Regions from separate parts of the Homo sapiens genome. Here region 2 is linked to region 1. A link is a loop called in an ENCODE intact Hi-C map of the cell type or tissue named here. Cell type or tissue: A673. All regions are shown on one strand. Region 1 has its middle 3.6 kb from the start of NSFL1C. Region 2 overlaps SDCBP2 (syndecan binding protein 2).

Region 1 (2,500 bases):
GTGGCGGTATCGGGGTGCAGTGAGAGGAGGTGCCAGCCAGGTCAAGAATAGTCCGTCCTCTCCACAAGACACACCGCCCAGAGAGCAGCTACATGTCATTGGCCTGAGAAAGTGGGGAATGCCAGGCCTAGTCAAGCACATTTCTAAATTCTATCTAAATGGCACTGATTAATGGCACTTTGCTACACAGATCATTCTCAACCTTGCTTTCTGACTCAACATTTGAGTTATATCCAGGTTGGTTACCTGTAACTCTAATTCATTCATCTTCAGAACTGTATAGTATTCCATTGTATTAACATATTACATTTGTGATTTCTGTTGATGGATGGAGACCTTAGTTGTTCCAGTTTCTCGCTATCCCAAACAGAGACAGTTTCACTGTGTCTCCTGATGCATGCACAAGTGCACACACCCACAAGTAGAACTGGAGGGTTATACAGGTTCTGTGCTTCTTCAACTCCACTAGATTGGCCAAATCATGCCCCAATGCCATTAAGCCAACATATACTGCTGTTAGACACAGGAAAATTCCTGTTGTTTCAGGCTTATGCCAATATTTCCTATGGTCACATTACAGGGAAGTGCGGGAATCTTCAGTTCTTGTCTGCTTGGAAGAAAGATTTCAGCCAAGAGACACACAGCAAAGGTGAAGTAGCAGAGTTTATTGAAGAAAGATAAAGTACGTTCCTAGAAAGGAGTGGGCTGACCTGGCTGGAAAACAGCATCAGGCAAAAAACAGCAGTAGCAGTGTTTATTTAAAGAGACAGTACACTCTGAAAGAACGAGCCAGCAGCAGCTGGTGCTGGGGGACCCTCTTTATGAGAATCTTACATGATTATTCGTGCAGGGGCATGAGGGAGCGTCACTTACAATCATGTTTTAGGTGGTCCCCCTGGCTGTGAATGTTGTGTGTTTGTACGCGCTAGTAAACACATTGCCTGTCTCATTAGCATTTAAAATCTCCACTCAGGGGTGTGTTTTGTTGTTATTATTATTATTTTTTGAGACAGAGTCTCGCTCTGTCACCTAGGCTGGAGTGCAGTGGTGTGATCTCAGTTCACTGCAATCTCTGCCTTCCGGGTTCCAGCGATTCTCCTGCCTCAGCTTCCTGAGTAGCTGGGACTACAGGCACGCACCACCATGCCTGGCTAATTTTTGTATTTTTTTAGTAGAGACGGGGTTTCACCATATTGGCCAGGCTGATCTCAAATTCCTGACTTCGTCATCCGCCCACCTCGGCCACTCAAAGTGCTGGGATTACAGGCATGAGCCACTGTGCCCGGCTTGTTATTATAATGAGCAAAAGGCTACTGTAGGGCGAGTTACTGGAGGAGTGCACATGCTCGTCAGTGGGAAAGTCCCTACCATGGTTATCTCTGGGTAAGGCCTCATAAGTCCCCTTTAGGGCCAGAGGAGCCCAACCACAAGGCCAGAAGTTGCCAGTGTAGCCATTGTCTCTTTGCTGGCCGCCAGTGGGTGGCGCTGACTGTCAGTGAATGGAGTCTCCAGGACTTCTTTTCCCAAACGCTCCCTTGCCTGCTTATTTCTGGCTATCTGCCTACTCTAACAGTCAGACTTGTAAATGTTTTACCAGTTGGATAAGGCAAAAGGGAATCTCATTGCAGTTTTCATTGGTTCTCACTGCTGACTAATGCAACCAAGCATTAGTCACCGGCTGGCAGTACTGTTATTTTATTATTATTGTCATTAGTTGAAGATGTTGTGAAAAGAGAGACAAATAGTCCCAACTTTGCTGAGGCAGTGGTAGTGTTGTTATTATTATTATTATTTTTTTTTGAGACAGAGTCTCGCTCTGTCACCTTTTGTGAAGAAGAGTGGTAGAAGAAGGCAGTGCTGAGGCTGAGGTAGTAGAGAAGGGTGAGTGGTACCGGCAGCTTCCATGTATAGGGGCCTCTGGAAGGTCTGAATGTCAGCTGAGAAATCAATCATTTGCTCCACCTAGCAGCTCCCCTGGCCCCCTAAGCTATAGAGGGTTTAGCGCTTAGGGGACTGGAGTAGGGGGTCAGAGGAGACACCAGTCCTGGGTACACACAGCTCCTGCCCAAAGTGAAGTCACCACCAGTGAGGACACGGCAGAGGGGGTGCCAAAGGAAGGCTGGGGTGGGGCGGGAGGTGGTGGAAGATAGGATTAAAGGGAGGGGCTGGGGTGAGACTGGAGTGGGAAGGAAGATGGAGATGAGCCCGGAGGGGGCTGGGGGTGAAATGGAGTGAAAGTGGGCTTTGGAGGGTGGGGTGCATTTAGTACTGAGGGTGGAGTTAGAAGGGAAAGTGGGGCGGGGTGGGTCAGGTGCTGGTGGCGGATCTGTGAGGTAGAGGTGAGGCTGGAGGTGGTCGTGGTGGTAGAATTTGGGGATGGGGCTTGGGTGGGATGGGGCTGGAGGTTGGGGGCTGGTGTGGTTGGACATAGGAGAGTGGAGCTAAAGCTGAGCCTGCAGCACCTCCTTCTCTAGTTTTGTTAAGGACACTTAGATAAGTG
Region 2 (2,500 bases), 160 kb after region 1:
TGATATCTTTTATCAGTATTTTGTTGTTTTCAGCATACGGTTCCTGTATGTGTTTTGTTAGATTTACACGTATTTCTTTTTGTTGTTCTTGTTTTTAGGTTTTATTTTGCTTCGTTTTTGTTTTTAACAGAGATGGGGGTCTTGCTTTGTTGCCCAGGCTGGTCTTGAACTCCTGGCCTCAAGTGGTCCTCCGGCCTTGGTCTCCCAAAATGCTGGGATTACAGGAGTGAGCCACTGAGCTCGGCCTCTTTTTTTTTTTTTTTTTTTGAGTGATTGTAAGTGGTATTGTATTGTATTCCTTTTCTTTTCTTTTCCTTTCTTTTCTTTTCCTTTCCTTTCCTTTCCTTTTTTTTTTTTTTTTTTTTTTTGAGGTGGAGTCTTGCTCTGTCACCTAGGCTGGACTGAGCAGTGGCTCAGTCTTGGCTCACTGCAACCTCCACCTCCTGGGTTCATGTAATTCTCCTGCCTCAGCCACCTGAGTAGCAGGGACTACAGGTGCTTGCCACCAGCCCAGCCAATTTTTGTATTTTTAGTAGAGAGGAGGTTTCAACAGTTGCCCAGGCTAGTCTTGAACTCCTGGGCTCAAGTGATCCATCTTCCTCGGCCTCCCAAAGTGCTGGGACTACAGGCATGAGCCACCACGCCCAGCCTGGTGTTGTATTTTAAATTTCAGTTTACATGTGTTCGTTGTTAGTATACAGAAGTACAATTGAATCTTGTGTGTTAATTTTGTATCCCAGGACCTTGCTAAACTCTTTTATTTGGTCTAGGAGTTTATTTGTAGATTCTTTGGGATTTTCTAGTAGACCATCGTGCCATCTATAAATAGGAACCGTTTTATTTCTTCTCTTCTGATCTGTGTGACTCCCCCTCTTTTCTTGCCTACTGTGCTGGCTAGGTCTTCCAGTACCATCTTTAATAGTGTTGGGAGAGTGAAGTTCCTTGCCTTTTTCTGCATCATGAATTTGTATATTTTTACATTTTTCTCAAGACAAAAATCCAGTCCTTTTATCCCCTGTTGCTCACTATTTACTGTGACTTTTTCTATTTTAAGTGGGTTTTAAAGGAGGCTTTTCCTGATGCCAGTTTCCCTTGGGAAATGAAGGGCCTCTTCCTGTATCCTCGCCCCTTCCCTCCCCGTTTTCCTGGCTTTTTAAGGGCATGGACTTTGACGCCCCCTAGTGGCCGCGTGGAGCCACGTCTCCTCTCGCCCCTAGGGGAGAAGCGTGGACTGGGGACGTGGGGGGACCCGGGGACGGCTCCATCCTCCTTTCCCCATCCCTACCCCCACCCCAGTGTCTCCTGAGGCACAGGGTCCCCACGGGCCGGGCTGACCCCCTGCCCCCTGGTGTCTGCAGACAGCGGTCTCGGGCCCCGGGCCCGGCCAGATGGTGGCACCGGTAACCGGGTACAGCCTGGGCGTGCGGCGAGCTGAGATCAAGCCCGGGGTGCGCGAGATCCACCTGTGCAAGGACGAGCGCGGCAAGACCGGGCTGAGGCTGCGGAAGGTCGACCAGGTAGGGCGCGGGGGCTGGGTGGGAAGAGGAGCTCGAGCTGCACGCGCTCTCCCGCCAGGCCTCAGAGCTCAGAGGGCCCGTCCACAGTAAGGAAGGTGCAGAGCGGGCCTCCTAACCCCAGCGGCCAGGCTCTTGCCCCCAGTCCCTCCTCCCCGAGACCCGGGCGGGGCTGGTGCTGGGTTGCGCAGGGCCCTCCACTGGCCTCTCCGTGGGCTTCCGTCGCTCGGAGGAGCCTCCCTTCCCCACCTGCCCTTCGCTGCCCAGGGCATCTAGCTTCCAGGCGACGGTGTAGACAGCCGACGCCAGGGAAGCCCATGCCTTTGTGAATGGTACAGTGGAGTGTTTCGGAGTGCAGCCCCAGGCCAGGGTTGAAATCCTGACTCACCTGCTTCCTAACTATGAGGCCTAGAGTGTTTCCTCCCCGGTAAATGGGGTAACCTTGGTGCCTGCCATGCAGAGCTGTGTCCCTGGCACCCTGTAGGTTCCTGGAGTATCAGGAGGAAAACAACAGGTTGGAAGAGGGATCTGTGCCTAGGGTGGGCCAGGGACACTGACTCTGGGGCCCTGCCTCCCCCAGGGGCTCTTTGTGCAGTTGGTCCAGGCCAACACCCCTGCATCCCTTGTGGGGCTGCGCTTTGGGGACCAGCTCCTGCAGATTGACGGGCGTGACTGTGCTGGGTGGAGCTCGCACAAAGCCCATCAGGTGGTGAAGAAGGCATCAGGCGATAAGATTGTCGTGGTGGTTCGGGACAGGTGAGTAGCCAGGCCCGGGCAGCCTCTCCGTCTCACCCCAGCCATGTCCCCAGGACAGCTCACTGTCCCTCCTGCCAGGCCGTTCCAGCGGACTGTCACCATGCACAAGGACAGCATGGGCCACGTCGGCTTCGTGATCAAGAAGGGGAAGATTGTCTCTCTGGTCAAAGGGAGTTCTGCGGCCCGCAACGGGCTCCTCACCAACCACTACGTGTGTGAGGTGGACGGGC

What was found. A loop is a pair of places that touch in the nucleus more often than their neighbours do. Peaks named below come from ENCODE experiments on the same cell type or tissue, not always from the same donor. Only the 100,000 strongest peaks of a DNase experiment are listed, where the experiment ranks them.
Region 2: it touches region 1 in a loop (6-fold over the local background); 41 of 110 quality-filtered maps call a loop at or near these places.

What each region holds. Positions count from the first base shown.
Region 1 is chr20:1,469,213-1,471,712 of GRCh38, reverse strand. It overlaps a transcript of SIRPB2 not described here. Among named protein-coding and RNA genes, the nearest start is that of NSFL1C, 3.6 kb to the right of the region's middle. In A673, a CTCF peak has its summit at 1,468 (motif pointing right); a DNase peak (open chromatin) is centred at 1,512.
Region 2 is chr20:1,312,357-1,314,856 of GRCh38, reverse strand. It overlaps SDCBP2 (syndecan binding protein 2), which reads left to right. Exons shown (of 9, transcript NM_080489.5): 5 at 1,359-1,517; 6 at 2,095-2,270; 7 at 2,349-2,500. FKBP1A-SDCBP2 (FKBP1A-SDCBP2 readthrough (NMD candidate)) reads left to right here. Exons shown (of 10, transcript NR_037661.1): 6 at 1,359-1,517; 7 at 2,095-2,270; 8 at 2,349-2,500. Among named protein-coding and RNA genes, the nearest start is that of SDCBP2-AS1, 12 kb to the left of the region's middle. In A673, a CTCF peak has its summit at 1,197 (motif pointing left); a DNase peak (open chromatin) is centred at 1,146; H3K27ac peaks cover 721 bases.